2 separate regions of the Homo sapiens genome follow, and region 2 is linked to region 1. The links are chromatin loops, found by intact Hi-C in ENCODE. Cell type or tissue: psoas muscle. All regions are shown on one strand. Links, peaks and the distances in the headings refer to the core of each region. The heading gives the core; the rest is flanking DNA.

Region 1 (15,576 bases), core at 4,651-12,650:
AAATTAGGGCACATAAGAGAATTAAATGGAATCAGTCTCCCAGCTCAAAATGGGTGTATTCACACCTAGGAATGGAGTGCTATGTTCAGGTCACACCTGGTGACGGAGTCACATTCCTTGGTCACAACTGGTATGGAGTCATATTCTTAGGTTACACCCAGGTGTAGTGTCACACTCCTGGATGATACTTGACCACCTGTGGTCCTAAAACAGGTTTTTGTCCTGTGCCTACCAAGCTTCCTGGCCCTATGACCTACTCATACCACCTTTAATGTAGCAGCCTAGCACTTTATGAATTCTCTTTAGGTGGTAAGGGCTCCTTCAGTAGACCTGAAACCTAATATTACATTTTCTCTGGAATGAGAAATATTATCTTACAAGTTGAAGACTTCCAGATGTGATCTTCTCCATTCTTAGGTGCCATAGCACTAGGCCACAGTGGGCAGCTAATGAATACTTTTTAGTTGATTAACTGGTAGAGAAACACACCCAATATTACATTAAAGCATACTTTTAAATACCAAGAAAATAATTTCAAGGTCACAATACTAACAAGTCAGGATATTTCTTTAAATAAACAAATCTTGGAATTAGAGCTATGCACATGCCTTCCTTGCCTAGTAGGCATGTAAAGGGTAATCGTTTTGATTTTGAGGAAGTCAACTAAGCCAGCCTTTACAAACTAAAGTATTTACGAGTTATAATCATGTAGTTCAAATGTGTATGTGTATTCCTACTATAACTTCTTGTTTTTTATTCAAAGCTATTAACTTTAGAGAAAGATACAAATAGAATATACAAGCTTATTGTAGTGAAAGAAAATAAGTTGAAAACTTGATGGGAGTCTCACTGTGTTGCCCAGGAGGGAGTACAGTGGTGTGTTCTCGGCTCACTGCAACCTCCTCCTCCTGGGTTCAAGCAGTTCTCATGCCTCAGCCTCCTAAGTAGCTGGGACTGCAGGTGTATGCCACCACGCCTGGTTAACTTTTTTTTTTTTTTTGTATTTTCAGTAGTAACAGGTTTCATCATGTTAGCCAGGCTGGTCTCAAACTTCTGACCTCAAGTGATGTGCTCGCCTCGACCTCTCAAAGTGCTGGTAGACTTTTCTATCTGAAATAAAATATTCCCTCTTTTCAAACAAAAATATTGTATCTGTAAGGTATTTTTGTTTTCATATCAATATTCTATTTATAGCTGACATGTGATAAATAACTTTAATATAGCTAAATATAGTCTACAGACACACATACCACACACTCAGACTGGTTAAAAATGAACAGTTTAGTTTTTTTTTCTAATACATAATGTATTATTATTTTTAAAAATAGAAATGTACCATTTTATTACAAAGTCTCACAAAAAGAAAATAGTATCCAAAAAAGGAAACTAGACTACCAATCTGCACCTGCAGAATTGGAGGAACACAGAGGGCAGGCAGTGTGAGCTTCCTGGCTTACTTGAGGACAATGGGGAGGTATGAGAACAGAACCAATCTAAAACATCTAATATTACCTTAGGAACCTGGAAAGAACAGAGGATCCTTGGAGATCCAGCCACCCCTTCTAGAATGCTAATAAGGACACCTTTCCAAAACTACTATATGGCTACCTACAAGTATCCCTCCCACCCAGCCCTGGCTCCCTTTATGGTTCAAAGTTAAGAACTGGGGAGGAAAGGGGGGCAAGGCAGCTCCTGGAAGAGCTCACCCAGCACAGCTGCCCTGGACTCAGGACCCTGGTTTCTGTCTTTCACTCTAGTCCCCAAGATATTTATGTTTAGTAAATAAAAATTTACTAATAGTCTAGAGAAATAGAAAATATAAAATCTAAGTTGTTAGGGGACCCAGCAAGAAGCCAGAGCTGGAAAGGCCTGCTCAGCCAACTTGACCTCCTTCTGGACCCCTTTGGCCTCTGGCTTCTCCTTGGTCTTCTCTGCTGTGACTTCTTCTCTTCTGGGTCTTTCTCTCTTTCATCCTGTTTAGACCCACTTGGCTTTTTTGAAGTTGGAAGAATTCTTGCAGCCACCCTTTCCCTCTTCATCAGAGTCGGAGAATTCATCCTCACAGGCAATTTGTTGTTTATTTTTTTGTTTTTTGAGATGGAGTCTCGCTCTGTCACCCAGGCTGGAGTGCAGTGGCCCAATCTCAGCTCACTGCAATCTCTGCCTCCTGGGTTCAAGTGATTCTCCTGCCTCAGCCTCCTGAGTAGCTGGGATTACAGGCACGTGCCACTATGCCCAGCTAACTTTTGTTATTTTTAGTAGAGATGTGGTTTCACCATGTTGGCCAGGTTGGCCTCGAACTCCTGACCTCAGGTGATCCACCTGCCTTGGCCTCCCAAAGTGCTGGGATTACATGCATGAGCCACGATGCCCGGCCTCACAGGCAGTTTGTTTGTCAGAGGAACAGATGGAGATGCACTTGTCAGGGTCTTCGTCCTTGTTGTCACTCTCCTCTAGGTTACATCCTCAGCAAGAGCCCACATTTGGGCCCTAGGTGTGTGGGGCAGCATTCTCAGGTTCCCAGACAGTTGCTGTTTGATCTTTTCCAGGCATCATTAGTGATCTGGTTAGTTATATTGGAAAGACTGATATGAAGCTTGAAATCTGGTCCAAAGTATTTGAAGTAGTCATTATATGGGAGCTCATTATGGATCTCTGTGTCCAGGGCCACAGCTGTTTCCTATGTCCAGCAGCAGGTGACATTGCGAATGATGTAACACCTCCTCCTAGCATCAGCATCAGCAAGATGAAGCTCATAACAAATTCCACACACTTGACATGCCCTTTGATGTTCAGATTGAAGCAACCTAACTGATCCCCAGATGGAGTCTGAGTCACACTGTATGACCACAGCACTAGGCTGGAACATCTCCATTACTACGGACATATCTGGCTTGAAAATGGCCTCACAGGATTCATTATCAATCCCATCTCAGAGTGGGTGGTTAATAGCATAATACTTGCCTTTTCCAGCCCCAATATCCCATAGGTCCCCAGTTCCTGGGAAGTACTCTCCTCATTTATGAAAGGACACAGTCATGACCCAGTCTGTGGCATAGAAGGCCTCTTCCATGCCATCACCGTGGCATGGAAGGTCAATACGCACAATATGCACTGTGGAATATCAAGGTCAATATGCAGCACCCCCTGGTGATTCTCTAGCAGGTCCAGGAGGGCCAAGACTGTATCATTGACTTAGCAGAAGCCAGATGCCTCAGACTTCTTTGCATGGTGCAGTCTGGTTCATGGTGATGTCTGTCTGCCACTCATTAAGTTTCACAGAACTTGCCACAGAGCCGCCCACAGACAACTGACGAAACTCAAAGAGGCCATGAAATACTGGACAGTCCTCACCAATGTTGAATCTCTGTGCCTGCTGGCTGTACTCAGACATGTTATCAGGATGAATGGAGTGCAAGGATTTAATGTAGTCATCACTGTGGTACTTGGTCATCTCCTCAGCACTGGCTTTGTGAGGGCAATAGATTTTCATTTTTCAGTGGAGACTGTAGTTGAGCAGCAAATTATGAATCATGCAGAATTGGTAAAGCTTCATTGGGTGGCTTTGTCCAACATTCTCATCATGGTAGTAACAGACTTTCCTCCTGGCACCCTGTGTCTGCACTATCTTGCTGGCCTCCATCTGTCAGAAAGATGGCAGATGTCTTGCTGGCCTCAGCAGGTCCATCTTCCCTCCACTCTATTACACAATTTAAATATGAATAACTATGTTTTGTCTCGGTTATATGTAACACTTAATCCTTTAATTTATGTGCTTTACTCAGCAACAATTTGAGAAGGAAAAATTGAGTTTAACACACTCAATTTATTATGTTGGCTGGTACAATATGCACATTTGAAAACACTTAGCTGCCTTATATGAAAAATCCTCTTGTCATCACTTTATTTTTCTAATTTTGCCATTTTTAGTACTTCACATTACCATCAGTTATCTCAATTTTTTCTCTCCCTTTTAACTTTATCTTGTTTTTATAATTTTCAGTAGGTAAAACATTAAAAGAAAAGAAAAAGCAGGTGATAGCTTTGAAAATTTCTTCCTAATTATCGAAGTCAATAATTCTTTTGACTGCCACTGCTATAAGGTGTTAGTCCTGAGATTCTAACAAGATTAATGGGGAGAGGGAAAAGGGCACAGGGACAGGAAGTGGAAGGATCTTTTTTTTTGAGATGGAGTCTTGCTCTGTCGCCCAGGCTGGAGTGCAGTGGCGTGATCTTGGCTCACTGCAAGCTCTGCCTCCCGGGTTCACGCCATTCTCCTGCCTCAGCCTCCCGAGTAGCTGGGACTACAGGCACCCACCACCATACCCGGCTAATTTTTTTGTATTTTTAGTAGACACGGGGTTTCACCATGTTAGCCAGGATGGTCTTGATCTCCTGACCTCATGATCTGCCCGCCTCGGCCTACCAAAGTGCTGGGATTACAGGCGTGAGCCACCACGCCCGGCCAGAAGGATCTTAATGTATCAAACTAGTGGAGGTTCCTGACTGAAAGGTAAAGGCGCTCTATTTTTCCACTTTGAGACAGCACACACTTATGATAAGGGCATATCCTTGTGGATCAATGCTTCACATAAGAAAGTGTCTCTGGTTATTTGGCAAACCTTCAGCTTTATAGGCAGATGACCTTTGGTGGCACTGAAGGCAGAAAAGCAGGCATGTTTGTGTTCTGATTATTGGCCTTCTGTATCAATCCATAAAGCCCCAAGGCTGCAGAATTCTGGACAATCAAGCCTCGAGTTACCAGTTCTTGACTTGTGAATAACGATCAACTTGTTGGACATTTCCTTCTATTTTCGCCTAGTACAGGTGACCACGACCCCCATCTCATAATCATAACCACTTCCAGAAGAGGAGCGTTTCGGTTCTTTCTTACATCCTAATAGACTAGGGAGGGGGATGAAAGACCTGCAAAACATGCCCTTTTTCCCAATTATTTCTTCTTATGATAAAATACATACAACATAAAATTTACTATCTCAACATTTTTAAGTGTACAATTCAGTGGTATTAAGTAAATTCATATTGCTGTGCAACTATCACCACCAGTAAGCTCCAGAACTCTTCATCTGGCAAAACAGAAACTCTATAGCCCGTAAACACTAACTCCCCATTCCCATTGCCCTTCCTCATCCCCGGTAACCACCTTTCTACTTAAGGTCTCTATGATTTTGACTACCCTAAGTACTTCATATAAGGGAAATCATACAGCATTTGTTTTTCCCTGTTCCTTTTTCTCTACCTTTACCAACTCCGTTTAATTCACTTCAAACATGTTTTCTCTTATGGAAGAGGTTATTCTTTTGAACTTATTCCTTTTTCTTTATCTCTGGGGAAAAATTTAAATCTTGTGCTACCTCCTTCCATCCTTCTTCATACCATTTATAAACATCTCGTTAAAAAACATTAGGAAAAAATTACTGGGGCAATTTTCTGACTCCTTCATATAGGTACAAGTTTTGAAGTGTAATTAGCCATAACAAAAAGCTACAGCTGCCAACATCTAAAATCTCAGAAATGGCTAAAACTCCTTTTCGAAATCTCTGAAAAGTTTAACTCTTTACTCATCTTTAATAAAATTATTGCCCCTCAACAAGAAATGTCTTCTAACTCACTTCTATTGCTTTTTCTTTGAGGCTAATGCTCAGTATTCCAACAATAGTGTTTTCCTCTTTATTTCGTGGGAAATGTGCAGATCACAACTGTGTTATGGGTTACAGAGGTTTTTGAGGACTAGAGTCTGTGAACCAAATCACAACATTTAATACTGCTTATCCAGGAAAGTGTTCTAAGTTCTATATCGCTCCTGGGAAATGAACTTGTAGAATATAACCCATTTATAAACTGAAGACTAAGAGTGTATTATATATTCCCCAATAGCTAAAAGCTGTTGGCCAAATCTATGCCACAGGACACATACTAAAGAAGAAAAAAAAGCTCACAACCACATCACAGCAGCTGCATGTACTCCTGATCCTCTGGCAGAGTACATGGCCATCAGAGTTCAAGACCCACTAACCAATATGCTGATCCTACAGATTCTGTAAACACTCTTTGACTTTGAAGACCCATCTTTTTTTTTAACTTAATTTTTTTAAGTTGACAAATACAAATTATATATATTTGTAATGTACAACATGATGTTTTGTAATATGTATACATTGTAGAATGGTTCAACTGAGCTAACTAACATATGCTTTACCTCACATACTTATCATTTTTGGTGGTGAGAAACCCATCTGGTTTTCTAATGCATTTTCTTCCACTGCATGTTAAAGGAATATGTTTAACTGAGGCACGTAAAGACTTTGAAAACCAAATGGGAGAGGATGCTGAAATTGAAAAATGTTTCCAAGATAGTAAGTCAGAACTACAGAAATAAGCTTGGAGCAGAAGGCAACCAGCTAATTGTATTATTCAGCAGGAGTTTCTAGAGGGTTCTCAGAAATCACCAAAGAGCTTCAAAGCAAAAAGTTAAAGAAACTTCCAACTCTTGCATAAAACGCCAATTTAAAGATAACACATTAGCTGACAGTCTGGTGAGTGTCAGAGCTAGAAATATTGATCTATGAGGTTCTATTTCGAACAGGGAAGTGCAAATACAATTGAAGTCAAATTATGATCAGGGCCATAGATGCACACACCAGCAGCTTCCTTATTTCTCTCCACAGACCTGTGGAAGACTAGAGGCGTGCCTGCCTTGGTTGGGCAGCCTAGAGATCCGTTTCTTCCTACACACTACTGAGCACAAAATGAGTTAATAAAAACTGTATACATTTGTCATGTAAAACATGATGTTTTGAAATATGTATACCTTGTGGAATGGTTCAGTTGAGCTAACTAACATATGCTTTACATACTTATCATTGTTTGTGGTGAGAAACCCATCTGGGTTTTTAATCCATTTTATTCCACTGATTGTTAAAGAAATATGTTTAACTGAGGCACATAAAAACTTTAAGGCCATGTGCAGTGGCTCACACCTGTAATTCCAGCATTTTGAGAGGCCAAGATGGGCGGATCACCTGAGGTCAGGAGTTCGAGACCAGCCTGGCCAACATGGCAAAACCCCGTCTCTACTAAAAATACAAAAATTAGCCAGACGAGGTGGCGTGTGCCTGTGGTCCCAGCTACTCGGGAGGCTGAGGCATGAGAAACTTGAACTTGGGAGGCAGAGGCTGCAGTGAGCCAAGATCATGCCACTGCACTCCGGCCTGGGTGACAGAGTAAGACTGCATCTCAAAAAGAAAAAAAAAAAAAAAGACTTTGAAAACCAAATGGGAGGGGTTTAGTCTACACATGTTGATTAACTCATGGGATAAGGCCCTGGCATACCATCACAAGCATTAAAACAATGCCAATTCCACATGCCAATCTCAGCCCAACTTCCTGGGAAGAGTATGATGAAGAATGCAGGCTTGGTACTCTCTAGGTGCCACATCAGAGGGGAGAAACCTTGAGTCTTGTGTGTAGGGAAAACAGCTTACCACCTAGAGACTATAAATTCCATGAGGGCAGGAATTATGTTTTGTTCCTTTTCCAGCACCTAACACCTAATAGGGGCTCAAAAAATGTGTTGAATGGCTGAAAAACATGAAGCCATTAGTGTTCCCACACCTTCTGTTATTCTTCATTCATTTATAACCAATCCCCTGAAGTTCGGGCAACTCCAGAAAACAAACCAACTTGGCACCCAACATAGTACACAAGGAGGTTACAGTATTCCTCTTAGGCCTGTCTAGGGGTGTGTGTGTGGGTAGGAATGGAGAAGGCTGAGGATCAAGGAGGAAGGTCATTGGCCTGCTGGCCTTGGGTCTCAGGACCTGCTATGGAGGGACAATAGCTGCTGTCAGATTGAGTTCTGGCAACCCCCAGGCAGTGGAATGCTGCTTTGCATGGTCCCTGTCTGGTTGGCAGCTTCCTGCCAGGGAAGGCTGCCAAGCAGCTTGTGACAGCTATGCAGTGTACAAGTTTCTGAGGTTGTTTGGTGCACTGCCATTTCTGACCTGCCTGTCTGCTGCTCATGGGAAGTAGCTGGGAAGTTCATATGCCAAGGGACCCCACACTCCATTGGCTTTCATCTTTCAGTGGGATGCCTGCCTATCTTGTCCTTTAAGATGGGAGTAGCTGGAAGATGGCCTTTGGCTTTTCTGGTCAATAGACACCTATTAATTCTATGTATGAAGGAGATCTATATTTCACTCTGCTCCCAACCACAGTGGGTTTTCAATATGACTGCTTGACTATATTTGTTTCCTAGCATCTTGTCATAGTAATTGACATTTGTCATAAACTACCACTAGGAGAAACTACCTGCCTGAATCATTTAAAAAAAAATTAAAGATAGCGTTTTAACCATTTACTTCATTTGAAAAAAAGTTTCAAAAATCTTTTTTTTTTTTTTTTTTTTGAGATGGAGTCTCACTCTGTTGCCTAGGCTAGAGTGCAGTGGCGTGAGCTCGGCTCACTGCAAGCTCCACCTCTCAGGTTCACACCATTCTCCTGCCTCAGCCTCCCGAGTAACTGGGACAACAGGCGCCCGCCACCACCCTCAGCTAACTTTTTGTATTTTTAGTAGAGATGGTGTTCCACCGTGTTGGCCAGGATGGTCTCGATCTCCTGACCTTGTGATCCGCCCGCCTTGGCCTCCCAAAGTGCTGGGATTACAGGTGTGAGCCACCGCACCCGGCCTCAAAATCTTAATGATTACTATTTGGAATGTTGACACCTTAGGGGATTTTAATAAGGGACCACCTTTTTATATTCTCTTAAAGAAGCGACTTTTACTTAAAGTTGCTGAAAAGTGAACTTAATTTTCCATCAGGAGATACATAAATCTTAACTTAGATCCTTCTCTGTAGTCAAAGATAGAAAGTTAAAAGTGAAATTTCAGGCATTACCTTTCAGCATCATTCGTCCAGTGGATCCTCCAAAAGTACTGAGAAGGCCACTTCTTGCTCCCAAAGACGTGGTTGCTTCTAGGAGAGAACCGGTGATGTACTGCGATATTGAAGTCCTTTGGAGGGTGGCGCGATACTCACATACAGTGTCTCGGACACATTGCTTTAAGCATGGACCAACGCTTATCCTTCCATGGGCTGTCTCGGAGGCTGGGAGCTTGGTGAGGAAATGGAGTAGAGATCCAACTGTATTTTCTGTTTCTTCTCTTCTCACTGCATTGTAGATCTGTGAATAGCACAAAGTACAGGAAGTATTAATCTAGTTTCTTAGGAAAGCAAATTAACTTGTTGACAAAATGCCAAGATGACTTATTAAGAAAGAAGGCTCAGATGCTCCAAGTGCAAACACTCTGAGCACTCGGCTCATGCATTAACCTGAACATTCTACAGACACCATCTATTTGGAAAAGCTCTGTGTAGTTATAAAATAGGTCATTCAAACAACTCTGCTATCAAACAGAGAACTTACAAGTCATACCAACCAGAAATACATTCAGCTCAAATTTCTCCTCCTCAGCAGAGCAAAGCTCTTCTGCAGAGAGATGAAGGCAAACCTTTCCTTCTGGTTTTCCTGGACATTACTGAATGACTGTCCCAGGTCTGTCTCCCTCCATGGAGTGTTTCAGCCTGACTTTTATGGGAAATCTTTTCTCCATGCTTAAACTGAAATGAGGATGAGAGGGTCATGGGGAAAGAGAACTTCCCTATTTCCCCTTTGGGCATAATCCTTCAAACTGTCAGCTGAGATCAAAGTATTTGAATCATTTTTTCTCTTCCTCCTCCCTCACCTCCCATATCCAATAAGTTGACAGATCCTGCTCACTCTTCTTGCCCCATCTATGTCACTGTCACTATCCTGATTTCTTCTCCTTTTATCACCCGAATTCACCAAGCATTGTCTCAAGAAGATTGCACTGTTAGGACAGGTTCCTAACCATGTCTCCAATCTATTTCAATGCAGTCATTCAATGTGCATGTATATAGACCCTGCTCTGTGCAAGGCAGTGTGTTGGAAGATGTGGGGAAAGTGTGAGGGGCAGCAGACACCTCTTGTGCTGCTGCAGGATTTCACAATCTTCGATGAGGCCTGAAAATTATAAGGTTTGACATTATTGAAGGGAGGACTTGGAATTTGTCAAGCATTCTGAGAAGCCAGAGACTTCTGGATAGTGTATAAACAAACGGAGGAGACACATAACATGCAGTGAGGTAATCCAGCTCTCTGATGGGGGAATAAAGGTGCTGTCTCTATCATGCTGTCTCTATCATGTCACCTTGAGCACCTTGCCTTGGCTGACTTGTCATTCATTCATCAAACCAACAAATAGTTACTGTTTATATACCAGAAACTATGACAGGGCTGGATAAATAAAATAGTTTCTCTCCTCAGAGTTCACAGTCTAGTAAAGGAGACAGAAAAGCCAAGAGCTTAGAGTAGGGTGGAAATGAAGGTCACCTCCTTCGGTGACACTGACGAATGGCCAGGGAGTAGAAGACTCTCACTGCCCTGCGGGCCAGGCATGTGCCCCCATGATGTTGCATCCTCCAAATCTCACTCAAGAGGGCCTCTCTTGAGCTGTGCTAGGTCCTTATGATACCCCAGAATGCACCGAGTCCTATGATATTCAAACTGTGTAGACCCTAACTAGATTTTATCTGTCTTCCTCTGTCTGGTGGTATATATTTGCCACTTGAAGGCACAGTGTGATTCTTACCTTTAATTCTCTGTCATTAAATTTCTAGTGGCCAGCATGGCCATGGAGATGGTGTGCTGGGACAGAAAGAGCCCAGGTTTGGGGTCAGGTACATGAGGTCAGGTACACCTGACTCGACCTTCACCAGATAGAGAGCTGGTCATTAAGTGTGAACAAGCTGACTTGAATGTTTCAAGACAGCTCCCTCCTCTGTAAAATGGGAATAATAACACTATTCTTAGGGAGATTCTGGGATTCACCATGATAAACATGTAACATACTCAGCCTAGTGTCTAGAAATGATGCTCTTTACTGTTGAGCAAGTCTATAAAAGAGAATACACTCCTTTACCCTCAATGAATAATAGGTGGTTGTATAACTATAGACCACAATCTATGAAATGCAATGTGATTGGAGTTATGCCCTTGCTCTTCTGTGTTTCTGGGCAATATTATCCTAACCCTATTTGGGTGTACTGTGAGGGCAAATGGGGGTAGAGAGCTGCAGATCTCAAGACATAGTTTTATTCTCTTGGCTCCAAATCATACAGGCCATCTCCAACACACTAAGTCCCATGCAAGTCCTTCAGAAGTAACTGATCCAGTTGTGTAAGGAAAAGAACTGACTGGTAGCTTGATGGCTAAGGAAGGCTTAATAGGCAAAGCAGGGTTTGACCTGTGCCTTGGAAAGCAGGCATTTCTCTAACTGGAGCAGCTGGGGAGACAACTCACCATGCAAGCAATAAGGACAGCCAGTGGAGTTTAGAGCAGGGAGTAAGCATAGGAAATAACTGGGGAATGAGAAAGGCCAGGGAACAACTGGGGAATAAGAAAGGTCAGCTGGCCTGATAAAGGAGACCTGGAATGTTAAAGCAAGGAGATTTCACCCATCAGAGGAGGGCACCCCTTGATGCTTTTTTTTGTTTTTTGTTTGTTTTGTTTTTGTTTTTGTTTTCGCTGGTTTGTTTTCAGCAAAGGAATAATGCTAAAATGGTTTTGTCTTAAAAAGATTACTAAGCTGGCAATTCCTAGTTCCTAATAGGTTGGCCTACTTTCTTTACTTGCCAAGCTGCTGCGCTGGCTCATTGTGCATTTGCTCACTACCATGTGCATTCCAGTCTCCACATCAGGCCTCCATAGACTCCCAGTGACTCATTCAGTCTCTTATCCAGCTTTTCCAAGGTGTTTTCCTCAAAACATTCTATCTACAAGGGATTGTATGACCTAAGGACTCCTTGATCATGAAAGTTTAAAAAATCTCAGTAAATCTCTTCTCCTTTTGGAGATTTACATTGCATAATAGAATATTAAAGACAATTACGAGAGTCAGAGTAAACAAAGTATTTTAATTTGCTTAACTATTTCCCATGTTATTTGATCATTTCTTTAAAGAACACAGCCTGTAGACGTAGTGCTGTGCCAAATAATTAATTTACTTTAATCTAATAGCCTTTTCTTATTCCCATTTCTTTGCCCTCTGCAGAATCTCTGAAATAGGCAATCATCCATCCTTCTTGAAGTCTTTCATCTCTTGTCATCTCATTGTTCCATCTCCGCCTTATTCTGCATCTCCCCTTCCACCTCGGGCCTTCAGGACAGTTATAATGCAATAGAAAGGTGCCAACAAGTGCCTAATGTAGGGAGGTCACAAATCAATTGACCATGGGCCAGATTCAGTCAACAGACCTGTTTCATCTGACATACCCTGTTTAAATTCAGGAAAGCTTTACATATACATCTGAAGTTCCAGCATCTCCTGAATAATGAAACAATCTGGTAACACTGAGCATTCCTACATGGTATCAAATGGCTAGATCTTCTACTGTTAGATGGGGCATGAGTTCTCCACTGGATGCCAGTGCCCACCATTCTTTAGTGACCACACCTGGCCAATATCTGGTCACCATTAGTATATGTGTTTTTGACCCTGTCTTAATAAAATACAGATACGGATGTAGATATTTACAACATGTACTGAGCTCCTCCAATGTGTCCTCTGTGTGCTCTTGCCTGTGCTAGTTGCTGAGGATAGAGAGAAAGCCATAGTCTCTGATATCAAAAGGTATTGCAAATCACCTCCAAGAAACTATTAATAAACATATATAAATGCTATGTATATATTAAGTAATATTTCAACATCGTTATCAGCCACATTTCCAAGCCCCCAAACTTGTCTGAAGAAATAAAAGATGAAGTGCTCTGTGAATGAAGCTCTGAACTTCCATCACGATTGCCAATACCCTCACCACAAAGAACCAGAAAGAGATCAAAAATTACTACCAAGATCTGGAATGATGCATCCCAGTCACACCAATCCAGGATGAGAGAAACTCAAGGTGCTTTGTTGGAAAAATGCTGAAGTGTGGACAAACTGGTGGTAGATATGGCAATGTTCAGGGAACCTGTCAAAATCAAGGTATTGATCAGGCACAGTGGCTCACACCTGTAATCCCAGCACTTTGGGAGGCAGAAGTGGGTGGATCACAAGGTCAGAAGATCAAGACCAGCCTGACCAACACGGTAAAACCCCGTCTCTACTAAAAATACAAAAATGAGTTGGGTGTGGTGGCACATGCCTGTAATCCCAGCTACTCGGGAGGCTGAGGCACGAGAATCACTTGAACCCAGGAGGCGAAGGTTGCAGTAAGCTGAGATTGCACCACTGCACTCCAGCCTGGTGACAGAGTGAGACTCAGTCTCAAAAAAAAAAAAAAAAAAAGTCAAGGTATTATCTCTTCCTAGATCACTCACTTATGAAAAAGAAGGAATCATGGAAAAGCCCACATGTAGAGTGTGAAGAAGAGACAGTAGAGAACGGTCATTACAAGTATGGCTCTGGAGCATTGGTTTGAATTCCAGCTCCCATGCTTCCCAGCTGTGTGACCTTGGATAAGTTGCTTTGCCATTCTGTGCCTCAGTTTCCTTTTCGCCAATATAGGATATAATAGTATCTGCCTCATAAGGTTGTGGCTAGAATTACAAGCTTTGATAAATGTAATATGATTAGAACAGCATCTGGCACTTAGTAAATGCTCAACAAATACTAGTTTTTATGATGACAGTGATGATGAGGATTGTGGCAGGCTACAAAAATGGCCGCGAATTATTTCCTTCACTGACACTGGGCTGGAACTGTGATTTCCTTAACTAATGGAAATTTAGCCAATATGATGCAAGCAGTCTTGAAAAATACCTGTACATTGGAGATTGCTCTCTCTTGTTGCTTTTGGCAACTCTGCAACAACTGCCATGTGAAGAAGCCTGAACTAGATTGCGGGAGGATGAAAGACCATGGCCCAGTCACCCCTGTCACCTTGGCTGATAACTTGCCAACAGCCAGACACATAATGAAACCATCCTGGATCCTAGATCATCCACTTGCCAGTCCAACTGCTGCCACAGATGCATGAGAGGGCCCAGCAGAGATCAGTTGATCCAGACTAGAACTACCCAACTAATTCACAGAATCATGGGCTAAATAAATGATTGTTGTGAAAAGTCGGTACGTTTTGGGAGTCCTTTGCTACACAGCAGATGTTAACTAACACAATGATGATGTGTTTGGAACCATAATAAGTATTTTAATTACATAACAATTGAATCCACACACTAATCTATAAAGTTGATTCATTTTGTAGATGGGAAAGTAAGCCTAGAGAAGTAGAGAAATACAGTCAGCCTTACACACCTAGTAAGAGGCTATGCCAGGATAGAAACCCAGATTTCTCTAACTCTGTGGTCCAGCTTTATCCATTGCACTATCCATTGTCACACTCAAAGCCCAACAGTGGGATAAAGATCACACTGTTAGGGGTGATCTTGGTAAGAGGTTTAGGTGATGTTTACAATGCTGTTGTTATTGTTTTTATTCATGATAATTCCTTTCATGGCCATTCTCAATTCCTTTTGAAAATAGTCAAGTTAAGTCTAATGAATGACCAAATATGCTTCCTTTATGTGAAGATTTATAGTTTTAAATTATACAGTCACAAATGAGAGAAACTCAAGGTTAATATGGTGATGGAAAGTTCTGAAAACTAGACAGACTACTGCCCTACATAGGCCAATATCTTTTTTGAAACAAAATCCAACACATCACAACATGGCATCCACACTTGCTAGACAGCTATGTGAGCATTCATTTACTCAACAAGTGATTTATATTTACTGAGCACATACACTGTGCTAAGCTCAACTGCTGGTGTTCTACCAGTGAGCAAGACGAGCTTCATTTTCATGGGGAAGGCAGACAATAAACAAGTAGACCAAATAAATTAGTAAAAAATTGTAGGCTATTATATATTATCAAAATATATTTCTACAGGACTTGCTGAAGTCATTGGGAGGAAAGGAAAGGAGTCAAAGTTGTTATATTTGGTCACTGCTAAGTTTTTAGAGATGTAGGCTTTATATAGAGAACTATAGATCAATGTTGCAAACTGTGAATGGATCCTTCCATGGGATTACACTCCTCCCATTATGGTAGGTGCTGTGAAATGACATGGCCTGGAGTGGTTTGGGCAAAATGATTTGACACAGTAAAATGACTTAGAGAAAAGCAAGCAATGCTTAGATAACACTTGCATAAACACTTTAAAAGGCATTTGCAGTTCCTTGTGACTCATGAAAGAGGGATGCCTTATAGAAGCCAGTACTAGGATGTGGAGTTTAGGCCCAAAACAAAAGAAAACAAGCATACTGAGGCTGAAAAGAGCTGGGGTAATTCAGATGGAGACAAAGGCAAAGACTTGCATGCACTAAAAGGCATGAAGCAACCAGACACACCACATCCACAGCACTCACCCAGAAGGAAAGCTCCTTGGAATAGCCAGAGCTTTTTCTTGACTTGACTTCTACTAAAGTCAAAAAGGGTATTGTCAAGTGGGGTCAATTTTGTACTTGCTC
Region 2 (15,576 bases), core at 5,007-13,006, 190 kb after region 1:
GTTTCCAACATTTGTAAGGTGGTAAATAGCAACCTCCCTCCACTGTTCCTCCCACCTCAAGTCAGCAGGGTGCTGGTAAACTGGCTTGGGTGGGAGTGAGGGGAACCCCTGGTGTGTCGTATTTACTGACTTCCATTGGGTAAATGCTCCATGATTGGCTCACAAAATTTCCTAATATTTAACAATTGGTGTTGAACTGTTCTAACACATCAGTGTCAAGCCATTCGATGACCAATTATGGCACATATATGACCCTTTTATCTTGATATAACACTCATGCAGGCTTATTTCATACATGTAGTCACTGCACCTACAAGAAACGTATAACAGAATGAATGACCCAAAGCCAACAACTGTGGGGAAAAGTGAATTAGACAACATCTCTCTCATATTTCTCTATTTATGAGAGGAAATTCTAGCATATAACCTCCAAGTATGATGAAGTTCTTCTGTAGACATGTAGGTATCAGTATTATGCTAACATTTTTTCTTTTCCTAGATAAAAATAAAGTAGCCCACAAGCCTGGTTTTATGTTATGTTAACATTCATTAGGTATTCTTTGCAATTTTCCCTTTTGCAGCTATTAAATCACTTATTCCTTCAATATTTTTTCCTGCATAATGATTTTTTTATAGAAGCTAATACAGTAAGCATTTTAAAGTCTTACCAGTTGTGACATTGAAATAATGAGACTTTAAAGTCCAACCACGTATCTGGAAATATAGGAACACCATTCATTTATTTTTTAGAAGACCACACACTCATGCTAATGAGGATGCCATTGCTTAAAATGTTTTGGAAATTCTCTTTAGGAATTGTTTTTGGCACAAGATTATGCAGTATGGATGAATATTAGTTTCACTGCCCTAATAGTGGTGCTTCATATTTTTCTAATTAAAATTATAAAATACAACCTCTGATAAAGGGTAAAGAGCATTGGATGTTGATTCAGAAGATCTGGACTCAAGTTTAACCTCTGCCACCTACTCGTTTTGTACTCTGCATATCCCTTAACTGCTCCTAACCTCACTTTCCTTCTCTGCAATTTGAGAATAAAAGTACACTCGTGCGTTGCTTAACAGCGGGGATGTGTTCTGAGAACCACATTGTTAGGTGACTTCATTGTTGTGTGAACATCGTAGAGTTTACTTACACAGCCTAGATGGTATAGCCTACCAAACACCTAGGCTAGCCCCTATTGCTTCAGAGCTACAAACCTGTACAGCATGTTCTGAATACTGTAGGCAATTGCAGCACAATGATAAGTGTTTGTGTATCTAAACATACTCAGTATAGAAAAGGTACAGTAAAAATATGTATAATCAATAAAAAATGGTACATCTGTATAGGGCATTTATTATGAATGGAGCCTGCAGGAGTGGAAGTTGCTCTGGGTGAGTCAGTGAGTGAGTGGTGAGTGACTGTGAAGGCCTAGGACATGACTGTACACTAGAGTAAACTATAAACACTGTACACTTAGGCTACACTAAATTTATTTTTAAAAATTCCTTTCTTCAATAATAAATTAACCTTAGCTTACTATAGTTTTTTACTTTATAAATTTTTATTTTTATTAACTTTTTGACTCGTAATCACACAGCTTAAAACACAAATACATTGTACAGTTGTACAAAATATTTTCTTTATATCTTTATTCTGTGATATGGTTAAGCTTTGCGTTCCCACCCAAATCTCACCTTGAATTGTAATAATCCCTACGTGTCAAGGGCGGGGCGAGGTAGAGATAATTGAATCATCGGGGCAGTTTCCCCCATACTGTTCTCATGGTAGTGAAAAAGTCTCATGGGGTCTGATGATTTTATACATGGGAGTTCCCCTGCCTAAGCTCTCTTGCCACCCCCATGTAAGACAAGACTTTGCTCCTCATTCGCCTTCCGCCATGACTGTGAGGCCTCCTCAGCCATGTGGAACTGTGAGTCAATTAAACCTCTTTCTTTTATACATTACCCAGTAGCAGGTTTATCTTTATTAGCATCATGAGAACAGACTAATACATTCTGTAAGCTTTTTTTCTATTTTTAATATTTTTTATTTTATTTACCTTTTAAACTTTTTTCTTAAAAACTAAGACACAAATACACACATTAGCCTACCAGGGTCAGGATCATTTATATCACTGTCTTCCGCCTCCACATCTTGACTGACTGGAAGGCCTTCAGGGACAGGAACATGCATGGAGCTGTCGTCTCCTGTGATAGCAATGCCTTCTTGTCCATACCTCCTGAAGGACCTGCCTGAGGCTATTTTACAGTTCTAAAAAAAAATAAGTAGAAGGAGTATACTTTAAAATAATGATAAAAAGTATAGTATAGTAAATACTAGGTGATAAGAATTTTTCAGCTCCATTATAATCTTATGGGACCACTGTCATATATGTGGTTTATCACTGAGTGAAATGTCATTGTGTGGTGCATGACTGTACCTGCTCCAGGAGTTGTCCTGAAGATTAAATAATACAAGGCATTGTGATAACACCTTGTGAAATGAAACACGCTATCCAAATGAAAGTCATCATTGGTCTAGCTTGATTAGAATTGAATGGGCTTGGCTATTTCCAAAATTCAGATGTATTCCCTGAAAGCATAAATGTTCCATCATCAAAAAAAGTGTAGTGTAAAAAGAAATATGCTTGGACTTTGTCTCAGTTCTTGGCTCAGAGCTCATAAAGCCCTTGGAATTTCCTGAATGACAGGAGTGTCTTTGGTTCTTTGCAAGGAGCCCCTTTCGAACATGCCTGAGTTTATGCTAATGAGGTGATTTAGAGTGGGACCCAGATAGTGTCATGATGGGGCCAGTCACCAGAAGGATTATAGAAATTTGGGACTTTCATCCCAGTTCACCTACCCCTCAGCAGGGGATGAGGAATGGAATTCAAGCTGTTAAAAACACATATACACCATGGAATACTATGCAGCCATACAAAATGATGAGTTCATGTCCTTTGTAGGGACAAGGATGAAATTGGAAATCATCATTCTCAGTAAACTATCGCAAGAACAAAAAACCAAACACCGCATATTCTCACTCATAGGTGGGAATTGAACAATGAGAACACATGGACACAGGAAGGGGAACATCACACTCTGGGGACTGTGGTGGGGTGGGGGGAGGGGGAGGGATAGCATTAGGAGATATACCTAATGCTAGATGACGAGTTAGTGGGTGCAGCGCACCAGCATGGCACATGTATACATATGTAACTAACCTGCACAATGTGCACATGTACCCTAAAACTTAAAGTATAATAAAAAATTAAAAAAAAAACAAACTCTCAAACAACAAGATTTGATGACTTTCCAGGTGGGTGAACACATGGAGGTGATGGGAGGGTGGGCACCTGGAGAAGGTGTGGAAACTCCACACTCCTCACCTTGAACTCCAGACCTTGCCCTGTGTAGCTCTTCCATCTGGCTGTTCCTGAGCTATACCCTGTATAATAAACTAATAAATGTAAGCAAAGTGTTTCCCTGAGTTCTGAACTATTCTAGCAAATTATCAAACCTGGGGGGAGGGGGGTCTTAGAAACCCTCAGTTTATAGAGGATTGGTCAGAAGTAAGGAAGGCCCGCACTTTCATCTGGCACCTGAAGTAGGGGCAGTCTGTGGGACTGAGCCTTTTCACTTGTGGGATCTGAGGCTACTCATCTGGTAGATAGTGTCAGGATTGAATTAAATTGTAGGACCCCACTCCCTCCCCGACCCCGCCTCACCCCACCCCCATGTCGGGAGACTTGGTTGGTGTGGGGAACCCTCCATGCCCCACATTTGGTGTTAGAAATGTTGTGTGAGTCTAGAGAGTATTTTTTTCAGAGTATTCAAAATAATTTGGAAGACACTTACATGGATCCCTCAGGTCAGTTTATTGAACCCAAATGAGGACTCAGGGATTATGGGCCCTAGATCATTTTGAGATCTGAGATCCAGAGAAAGCGTATCCTGTACTGAAGCCCTCCTCACTCTCCAGGTCCTTAGTGTTCTCATTTCTTCCTGATTCTCTGCTTCCCACCCACTCCACTGGATGAAAGCAGGATGGCTGCATGAGGGCATTTATGATAATAAATTTGAAAAGATCCTGGCCGGGCTTTTGACAAGAACATCTTCATCTCTCTCTCACGCCAGCAGCCTGGGCCAGCCAGCTCTCCTCCTTTTGAATGCCTCACTCAGTATTGCTGCTATTCTTGCCATTTTAAGATAGCTTTGACCTGAGGGGCAGGATCACAAATTCCACAGTGGAGCACAGGGCATGAAGAGGTTGTTCTGTCATAGTCTGAGGCTATGAGGGAGAAATTAACCTCAGGCCCAGCAGATTCCAACCAGCCCACCCCTAATCAGATAGGTCATATGAATGAAACATTTAACCAGGTTATCCAGTTTCTTGCTGTAAAACTAGCCCTTTGCAGTCTGCTGGAGCAATTACTGAAGTCTGTCATCTGCAATGCTCCTTTCACATCTAAAAGTGTTCTTTCTTTTCATTTTTCATGTTAATCAAAACAATAAATAGCAACCACTTAGGTATCCCAACAATGACTGCACTACATATAGTTTACAAATCAGAACAACAGATAAATACATATCATTTTACTGCATGCTATATTTTTTTTCGTTGTAGATTTAAAAGTGTGCTTTGTTTGTAAGAAAATAAGTAAAGAAAACTGCTTCACATTCTAAGGTGAAAAGAAATCCTCTCACGTGTCGCTGTAAAATTTTCATTTATGGTGATGAGTTGTCCTGTGTCAAAACATCCTTATTAACAGACATTTTACTGTGAGCGCTCTCTCTTTATTGTGTTGTCTGATAGTGCAGGGTTTTGTAGTGAATACAAGTAAAGTATGAACTGTCTAAACAAAAAAGCAAACACAGGCCAGGTGTGGTGGCTGACACCTGTAAGCCCAGCTACTTGGGAGGCTGAGGCACAAGAATCACTTGAACCCGGGAGGCGAAGGTTGCAGTGAGCTAAGATCGTGCCACTGCACTCCAGCCTGGGCAACAGAGTGAGACTCTGTCTCAAAAACAAACTAGCAAACCCCACAAATCTAATAATATTTGAAAAGACACAACAGTTTCAGTGACAGATTAAACACAAAAAATACACTGGCCCATGATTTGGTTATCCTTGGTTAGAGCCACTGTATATTATAAAAATTTAAAAACAAATTCTTGGTTTTTTAAAGGAATTCCTTGAGATGAGGGAATTTTAATGAGCTACTTCTATTGGTATTCTTCAACCATCAGTTTAGAAGCTAAGTATTTGATGTTTCAAGGTAAATTAGATTTTGAAGCAGCAGACCAAATATTCAGTTCTCATCCACCAGTAAACAATACTTCACGCCCATTTTATAAAGCTTTCAGTTATGTTTTTCCTTATCTGCTGCTGCTGCCTGTAGGCATTTGCAAAACATACATCATGGCTCCTGGTCATTAGTCCCATCAATTATTAGTTTCTCAAATTCAAGCACAACCTCCAAGGTCTTAGTGTTAATGTTAAATTACTTAATTGAAGAATAAGAAATGATGAGACTAAACCTTCTGTCTTGTCTCCTAATGGAGACTTAATAGTCTTTCCCAAGGGGTATTTTAAATATAAATATTTTTAAAATTTAAAGGAAGTTCATTTTACAACTTAAAGGTGATTTCCCTTCAGAATGTTAAGCACTTTTCCTTGTTTATTTTCTTATAAACAAAGCTCACTTTTAAATATAAAATGCAAAAAAGATACAGAGTACAGTAAAATGATACATATTTATCTGTTGATCTGTTTAGTAAACCATATGTAGTGCAATCATTGTTGAAATACAAAATAAAGACTAAAATAATGAACATAAAAGTAACCTGTAGTCTCACCATCAAAAGAATAATTTAACATTTTGATGTATATCCTTTATAAAATATTGTATTTCAACTGCAAATGTATTTATTAAGTGTTTAGTATATACCCAGAACTGTTCTGGGTGCTGAGAGAGAGATAAATGAACATAGTCTTCATCCCCCAAGGGCTTACAAATAAGGTATTCATCTTATTGATAAAGGCCTAGTTTGTTGATAGAAAAGTTAGTTGATAGTTGTTAATTTTCCACATTTTGAGTATTTATAGGCTTTAAGCTCAATTGAAAAGAGTTCTCTCCCAGGTATGTCAAGTCTGTTACAACCTCTTTTTAACTTACTGCCTTTTGTGTCTTGTTCACTGGGCCCAGATTGTACTTAATGGATTTGATGGTATCCAGACATATTTAGTTACACTGATTCCTCTAATAAAACAGTCATTTCTCAGTGTACATTATGTTAGTTCCTTGGAATGGAGATAGGTGTTATATAGGGAAATAGATTTTATGGCCAGAAATGTTTGGGAAATTCTGTGTTAAACAATCATGTAGAATACAAAATCAATTGTTTGATGAGTGATCAATCTAAATGTGGAAGATAAATCTATCCAGCCTGTAGAAGAAAATGTAGGAAAATATTTTCATGACCATGAAGTAGGCAAAGATTTCTTAGGACATCAAAACAGGACAAATTTGACTTCAACAAAATTAAAAACATTAATCAAAAGATGTAGTTTTCCTTTTTTAAAGAAATAGTTAAATTGAAAGACAATTCATAGACTGTGAGAAAATATTCACAATACATATATCTGACAAAGTACTCACATCAAAATACTGATATCAGAATATATAAAGAACTACAAATTAATAATAAAAAAGACAAAACTAAAAAAGATCAGGCAAAAGGCTTGAAGAGATACTTGACATAAAAAATATATAAACACTCAATAAGTGCATGAAAAGGTGCTTAACATTAACAGTAATCAAGAAAATGCAATTAAAACCATGATATAGTACCACTTCACATCAACTGCAATGAGACTAACTAAGATTTAAATACCAAGCATCAGAAAATATATGAACTGGCTGTGATACACTGATAACAGGAATATAAAGTGGTATGATCACTTTGGAAAAGAGTTTACCGCTAAACAGATAGCTACTGGTAGCTATAATTGCACTCCTAGTTGAACTTCTCAGCATCTGTATATTTATATATATTATTTGACACACACACACACACACAGTGAAAACCTTGCTGCACCCAAGAGGAATAAGAGTATGTCCACAAAAATACTGGTATAAAGAACGTTCATAGCAGCTTTATTTATAATGGGAATGAACTACTAGTTCACACAGTGTACATGAACTAGTGTGATTCACAAAACAACAGAAACATTGTATCAAGGGAAAGAAGCAGGCACAAACTAGTACCTACTATAAGAATATGTGAAACTAAGCTATGGTGATAAAAATCATTTAGGATGATTGCCTCTGGAGAAGGTCTTGGGGTAACTAGAAAGGAATACCAGGAACTTTGTGGAGTAATGGAAATGTTCTCTCTCTTAATTTAGGCGGTGGTATTACAAGTGTATACTTTTTTTAGCTTTTAATTTTGATGTACATAATTTTCAATTTACAGAAAACTTGCAAAGCCAGGACAAGAACTTCCGTATTCTGTATCTAGGTTCCCCAACTGTTAGGCGTATGTATTTGTTGAAATTAATTGAACCATATGCTTCAAATATGGATGTAAATGTTACCTTAATAAATAAAGTGGGGGGAAAAGCTATTTTACTGAATAACTTCTCAGAATTAGTTAAGTCTCCAAAAAATGTATACTTTATGTATTACCTCCCTAATTTTTTTGGATGAGAAACCTAGTTTTCAACAAAAACCTGCTGGGCCAATGTCTCAATGAATGCTCATTGGGACCCAATGCTCTAGTACAGCACTTCTCAGCCCTGAGCGCTCATTGGAATCACCTGAGGAGCTTTTCAAACCTTCTAAAGTCCAAGCTGCACCTCAGTCTAAATAAATTACACTCACCAGTGGAGCCAAGGAAGCAATCTGTTTATATCCCAGGTGAGAGCTGGGCGTGACACTTATAATCCCAGCTACTTGGGAGGCTGAGGTTGGAGGATCACTTGAGCCCAAGAATTTGAATCCAGCCTGGGTAATACAGTGACACTCCCATTTTAAAACAAAACAACAACAACAAATAAATCTCAGATGAATCCAGTGTGAGCCATGGCTGAGAACCACTGTTTTACGAAAATATCATCTCACTTTTAAGAATTGACACTTGCCCACGGTAGGGTGGCCGAGTGGTCTAAGGCGCTGGATTAAGAATTGACACTTGCCCAATTAGACAGAGGCTCACACTTAATAAACATTACCAAGACCAGCAACCTGGTGTCCTCCCTCGATGGATATCTGCATTGGGAGCAGGGATCTATCGTACTGATTAGTGCCCACCTGGCTGGCTCTCTGACTGTAGGACCCTGGCTTCTCCCCTTCAGACCTCTGTTTCCTGCCTGCAGTTCACTTCAGTGGATGTCCTCTCTGGACAAGGTGCCCAGGTAGACCTAGAGTATTTGCCTATTTTTTTCCAACCCAGCTCTATACTATTAAGTGGTCTGATTGGTTGCCTAGCCCCCTGTCATGTGACCAGCACCCAATGAGAACAAGGCTTTGGTTTCTTGGGCAGTTCAGTTTGTATACTGAACTTTCTCAAGCCATCCTACTTCCCACTGTGTTTCTAGACCTGTTTCTTATCAAAGCTTCTGGTCTCTTGCCTCATTCTTTACCACAGTCTCAAACTGACCTCTTATATCTGGTAATTCATATTGCTGCTTTGCCCCAGCTGTTGGCTCCAAATGAGACTGCACTTCATGCATCTATCACAGGAGTTTCCTCTACCCTCTCTGGTGCCAGCACTTTCTGCCTCAACGAGGACCCCTCTCTGTTGCTAGCCGGGTAAGCCTCCGCTTAAGAAAGAGAATGGGGCAGTTTCTCTGTGCCTCAGCTAACCTCCCTGGTCTCACCTAAATGTGCAGTTCGGCCCTGATAACTCTCACTTGGCTGGTCTTACTCTCTCACATGGCCTGGCCAGCCTCATATTTCCGTTCGTTGGACACCACAGGGAATTAGGCATCCGGCTGAAGCCACTATATCAGGTTTCTGTGTGCTTCCGAGGGGCTGGTGTCTGCCCTACATTCCATTCTACTGACCATGTGGTACATTCTCGGTGCAGGCGGCTAGATGAAGTGCGTATCAGAAAATACAGCTGCTCACACCTCAGAACTCCAAGTGCCCTCTCTGTCATCCATCTCTCCTGGCTCAGGCCTGCCCCTTCCTGACCTGGGCCACAGCTTTGATCCAGCATTTATCTTTATTTCTATTCATGGTTTATATCTGCCCCTAGCCTCAAACCCATGTCATAGATCCCTCCAAGGGGATGGAGAGGCCACATTCCTGGCACCAGGTTCATGGACATCTGTTGTTTTGCCCGCTTGGCCTCTCCACTCCCTTCTCCTGATAACAACACCCAGCTTTCGCTTAAGAAAACCAATACTCACCTCCAGTCAGAAATAACATAGATTCAGCATACATGTCAAGTGTCCCTCCCTTGACCACGGCATGGGCAGAAGTCCCAAACTAAATCATTCCAATATTCACTCTCTGAAATTTGAGTGGAGTAGAGCACGAAAAGTTTTAAAATGGCTGAAAATCATCAAACCTACTTATCTTGAAGGGTAATGCTTGTTTCTATTAAGGGTCTCTGAACCCCTTAGTTCCTGCTGTTTTCTAAGATTTATTCTTTCATCGTACATTTTCTTCAATTCCCAGGCTTGTTTATTTACTTATTGATTTGTTTTCTCTAGTACCAAGAGCTGGTTCCATTGTTTGTGACCAGTACATATAACTAGTTTACAGTCAACTCTTTTTTATCTTTAAAGTAATAATAAAATACTAAGAAATATTTTAAAGAATTATTTCATAAGAGTGACTTATTTCCTAGGATCTCCTTGGAGTTCCATAGATTTTGTCTATTACCTTTATAATCCTAGCTGAGGTAATTGTTTAACATCTCTGAGCCTCAGTTTCCTCATTTGTAAAACAAAGCAAGCCAGTGATCCTCATCTCATGGAGAATCAGGGCAGGTTAGATGAGAAAACATTAACCACCACCTGCTCAGAGCCTGGCACATCACAGGTAAACAAATGTTTGTTGAATGAGGCATTTGTGTATTACTTCCCAGGTTCGTTTTGCTCTCCCAAAATGCTTTCTTAAAATCATGTAGTGGGAAGATTATGTAAAACTGTCCTTGGGACTTAATCATAGAAAATTCTCCTGACAAAGTACATTTTGGAATATTTGGTCCAGGAACATAGCCAGCAATTTGGCAAGCATAACTCTCCAGCAAAAACAAGGCCGTTGTACAAAAGAACCTCTCATGCCTTTGGCCTCTCTGCTTTGGTTTGCTCTAACTTCTGCAGATGGTCATGCTCAACCTAGTAGACAGTGGTATCTAAATTCTAAATCCACTGTCTTCCTAAGGAGGAAACGAAGGTACGAGGGAGACAGAGTGTACAGCTTACCCATTGGCATGGTGTCAATAGAAGAAAAAAACTCTTCAGCTCTCTTACTCCCCCTGCCCCTCAACACTTGAGGAATTATGCCAAATTGAGGAATAAACTCCATGGATAAAGAAATAATAGAGAAGCTCACCTCATTTCAGACAAACCTTCAGTATATGAAGACTATGAGAAACACAAGAAGAGGTAGCAGCTGTGAATGGTGAGTGCTCGGAATGTAGACTGTAGTCCCATAGAGCAAAAGCCACAGCCACTGAGTCTGACCTAGACGTTTTATCCCTCACCCCACTTATCCCCTCTCCATTTCTGCACATGGATGCATTTTGTATCTGCATGAAACTGGAACATACTGAAGCAAGAAACAATAATAAACTTACATTGTGTTGATACTAATTTTTTTTTAGTTCCAGTTTATGCCCATGTCTTTAAAACTTAAAATAATTAAGAGATAGTTTTCATTTTTAAAGAGCCCAACCCAGCTATATTTGATGAAATTTAAAAAAGAAATTTAAATCAGCAATGGTATAATTATTATCCAAATTGACTATAAATATTGATATGCACAGTGAGTCACCTGAAGAGTGTCTGGCTCATGAAGGCACTTAATATTTTTGGGATGAATGAATGAATGAAAAATAAATACCTGTGTGAGCAAATCAAGTCACTTATTCATTTTTATGTTACCACTAAGGAACATGGAGTTGGAAGGAGCCAGGAATACTAGTTCTACCCTGATATTTTAAAGGGGAGGAACTGAAGCCAAAAGGAAGTCACTTGACTAAGGCACAGGCTAGTGGCAGTTCTGGAATTTTTTTACTTCCCTGAAAGTTGTTATTCCAGACTTCTTCCCACAAGTGGAATTTTAATGTACACATGATTGGTTTATTGAATTAATAGTTTTTTCCCCCTAAGTTTGCTCTGATTTTAGCATTCTTTGACTCACTCATATAACATATATTTGTTGCATGGTTACTCTGGGCTAGGCACTATTCTAAGCAGCAAACAAAACACGTCAAGATCCTGCATTTAGGGAGCTTATATTCTAGTGGGAGCACGGCAGGCAATAAAACAGAAAACAAGTCAATATATAATACCTCAGTTGGTAACAAATGCTCAAATAAAGCATAACACAAATGATGGGGATCTATCTCTAGGTATGTACCCAAGAGAAATAACATATGACCACATAAAAACTTGCTCACAATGCCTTTCACAGAATTATACACAATAGCCAAAAAGTGAAAACAACTCAGATGTTCATCTACCGATAAGCAGAGGACTAAGATGTGGTATATCCATATGGAATATTATCTGCCAAGAAGCAGCAATGAAGTACTGATACATGCCACAACATGGATGAATCTTAAAAACATTATGAGAAGTGAAAAAAGCCCATCACAAAAGACTGTATATTGTATAATTTCCTGCATGTGAAAAGTCCAGAATAGGCAAATATATAGAGACTGAAAGCAGATTAGTGGTCAGCTAGGGCTAGGGAACCGGAGTAATTGGTGTGTCAGAGGGTAATGATGATCAAAAGGTGCAGACTTTCTTTTTGGGGTGATGAAAATGTTGTACAATTGATAGTGGTGATGGATGCAAACTCTGTTAATACTAAAAGTCGTTGAATTGTACACTTCAAATGAGTGTATTGTATGGTATGTGAACTGTGGGAGCGGGCTCCTGCTGTTTTATGAAGTATCTTCAAGAAAGGTCTCACTGACAAAGCGACATTTGAGCAGAGACTGCAAGGAATGGAGAAAGTAAGCCTGTGGGTACCTGGGGGAATAGCATTCCAGGCACAGGGGACAGCAAATGCAAAGGCCCATTGGTGAATAAAAGATTGAGATGCTGGAGGAACAGCAAGAGGGTCACATGGCTGTAGAGAGACCAAGGGGGAGGTGGAAGAAGAGGAAGTTAGAGAGTTAGCCAGGTGGGGTGGGTATGTGCTGGTGAGGCTTGTAGACCCCTGAAGGACAGTAGTAGCCTTTCTCTGAGTGAGATGGGCATTTGCTGGAGACTTTTGAGTAGAGGCATGGCATGATTTTTGTGCAAATCACTCCACTGCCCTTATAATAGATCTGAAAATTAACTGGTTTCACAACAGCATGCAGAAGACATTTGGCTTTACTTCTGGGCCTAAAGTTCAGAAAATAAACAGAATCAGGGCAGGGGTCTCCCTCACCCAGGCCTGCTGGCAGCATTGCCCTGTCATTGCTGTCAGAACCAGAGAGAGGTCAGGGAGGAGCCTGGAGCTCTGAGACTAGATCTGGTCTAGTCTTCACCTGGTCTTGGCAAGTTTTGTAAAAACTTTCTTCATGAGAGGAGACAGCCATCAGGTTAACCAGTAATTGTATTTGACACTAAGAATGCCAGGCCATAAAAGGATTATCTAATATAACTGGAAGGTTCCAAGACCAGTGATAGAGAGGCACAGTGGAAGCTGACTCTGAGTCCCTGCCTAAACAAAAGGACAGGCAGAGAGAAGATAAGTTACTGAGTTCATGGACTTTAAAATGCATTTCTCTATCCTTAGCTTCTCTCTGTGTACAGTGCTTTTATTTTTCCAAGAGACACTGCAGAATCAATGGGGTGAAAAGGGGAGGTGAGAGGAAAGAAGTAACAAAGTTTATTTACTTTAATAATGACTTATAATTGCCTTATTGTCTTTCAGAACTCATTTTTAAATATTTTCCCTTCCTTGGCACTTCAAATCAAACTATTTTAAAAATGTACACATTCTAAAACATCTTATTTTCTGTGGGTGAAGTTTAAGGAATAGATAATTCTCCCTGTAAGATGTATTCTGCTTGGCTAACTTCACCATGGGCAACTTGCATTTACTTAAGTAAAAGAAATGATAGGGCCACGTACAAGATATTTTGACAGAATGCCTAATGGTCTGGTTACTAGAGAATTATGTTGGAGGAGGTGAGAAATGCCATCTTGAGTCCAATAGTTCTCAGTATCTCAGAGGGCATTCAACAGGAAAACAGGAAATGCTGGTTGAATGGATGCATTTATAGAGAGCTGGTAATATACTTTTTCTGGACTCTTAAGAATGAGCCATCCAAAACACAATAAATAAAATTGTATGCACTCTGGGAAAAGATCTGGATAATTAAGATGAATAACCTATTGTAGGAAGAGTTCTCCTTGAGCGTGCTTATTATTCTTCAGGGAATTGAGACAAGTTTGGGGAAACAAGGTTGGTTTTATCAGGGCATCCAGGTGATCAACAACCCAACTGAATAGACCAAGTGTGTGGAAGGCTCAAGGACCAAGCTAAAGAGCTGTGGCATTTACAGAATTAGGATGTAAGGTGAGTTTAGGGACCAAGGTTGTTTGGAGTGGGGAGTGGTCTGATCAAGGGATCAACTTTTATCCTCTTTCTTCCCATCTTTGACCATACACTCTCTATCCTCTTTTCTTTCTTGTCCTTTTTCTCTCCATGCCATTTTCTCTATGTGTGTACTATTATACTGAACTGAAGCCTATTTTTATTGAGGACTGGGTATTTACTGAAGAGAAGTATTAGGTTCCCGTGTATATTTTTCATTTATTCTTCCGCAGTTTGCCTGGGAAAGAAAACTAAAACAAGAAACAGTAAGCTCTATGCTTACTTGTAAAAGTGGTCAACTGAAAAAAAAAAAAAAACTTTACAAGTGGATTCCTTCTTTTTCATGGGTTGATGGTTTTTGACAGGGGAAAGAAAAAAACCTTCCCCACTCACTCCAAATCTACACGGAAGTGCTCAAAAAGATTCCTTCAATCAGGAAAAAAAGTGATGAATTTGAAAGGGAGAAAGGCTATCCTATTTATGTTATTTAATAGATAGAAATTGATTTTCGATAGGAAAGCAAGCAGCTGCAGACACTGTGTTCAGCTCTCACGAGAAATGGTTGCTCTATTTTAGGGTTCTTGCCAAAGCTGGAGCAGGTGCTGGCTTTTTTTCCTTCTTTTTAACTCACTCCTAGCTCTCAAGGGTTTAACTGGCCAGAAGGAGGCTGACAGTCAATGGACCTATGCCCAAATGGGCTGCAGCTCAGGCAGCACAATGCTGCGACCAGCTCGATGCTCTGATACAACTTTCAAAGCCCTTCTGAAATAGTTGGCTCGGTGGACTCCCACTCACATTATAATTAGAATCGCACCTGCTACGTCCAGCATGTGTTAAGTTTCTGAAAATACTAGAGAAGGAAGACAACAAAAATATTCATACTGATGTCCTTAAAGGGACTGTAGTTCTAGGACTTTGCGGGTGTGGGTGAGAGAGGAAGGGGGTAGGAATAGTCATTCGCCTTTGCTTCTAAAGTATTCTAGTTAATGCAGGGGTGTGGGAACCCTTTGAGGCAAACTGTGGCAAAACGTTTTTTTCCACCTATTTATTTTGTAGTTTTCAAGTATAAACTTAGTTTTGCCAAATTTCTGAGCCCCTTTACTTCTTTTCAAAATTTTACTGAAATCTTTATTCAAAATTTTGCTGACAATAGAAACCTGGAAGGAGGAGAATGCAAGAGGCCACAGGGAGGTGCTAAGGGCTAAGTGGGTTTTCCAAAGAGCCTGCTAGGAGTTCGCGAGCTCCCCTTCACTTGTCACAGGCTTCAGTGCCCATAGAGCCCACCGGTCACGTAAATGAGAGACTTGGGCCAGGCATGAGAAAATTGGGAGTGAGGGGGATGCCGTTCTACGGAGGATGTTCTTTCTTTAAGGCTACTCAGCTCCAGCCAATTGTTCCTGTGTGAGAATGTGAACTCAGTGTTGCCAGATCTTCTTGAGTTTTCAAGAGTAGCCAGAAATCTGGATGCTATAAAAAAAAGTTCCCAGTTTTTAAAACAGGAAATACCTTATTATAACAAAAGGACCTGAGGCTGGGTAATTTATAAAGAACCAGAAATTGATTTTATCACAGTTCTGGAGGCTGGGGAGTCCAAGATCAAGGCACTAGCAGATTTGGGTGACTGCTGAGAGCTGCTGTCTGCTTCCAAGATGGCGCCTGGTTGCTGAATCCTCCGCAGGGGAGGAACAGCAGAAGGCGAAAGGGCAAGTGAGCTGAGTGCTGCATGAAGCCTCTTTTATAAGGGCCTTAATTCCATTCACGAGGCAGGGGCCATCTTGGCCTAATCAACTCTTAA

What was found. Hi-C counts contacts between places; a loop is a spot of excess contacts. Peaks named below come from ENCODE experiments on the same cell type or tissue, not always from the same donor. Only the 100,000 strongest peaks of a DNase experiment are listed, where the experiment ranks them.
Region 2: it touches region 1 in a loop (2.0-fold over the local background); 2 of 110 quality-filtered maps call a loop at or near these places.

Annotation. Positions count from the first base shown.
Region 1 is chr10:94,125,802-94,141,377 of GRCh38, reverse strand. It overlaps PLCE1 (phospholipase C epsilon 1), which reads right to left. Exons shown (of 33, transcript NM_016341.4): 3 at 8,919-9,204. It also overlaps the pseudogene HDAC1P1. Among named protein-coding and RNA genes, the nearest start is that of PLCE1-AS2, 25 kb to the right of the region's middle. In psoas muscle, for the core only: no CTCF peak of the experiment used is centred there; a DNase peak (open chromatin) is centred at 7,937; H3K27ac peaks cover 1,695 bases.
Region 2 is chr10:93,940,708-93,956,283 of GRCh38, reverse strand. No RefSeq gene overlaps it. Among named protein-coding and RNA genes, the nearest start is that of PLCE1, 45 kb to the left of the region's middle. In psoas muscle, for the core only: no CTCF peak of the experiment used is centred there; a DNase peak (open chromatin) is centred at 9,053; H3K4me3 peaks cover 339 bases; H3K27ac peaks cover 3,659 bases.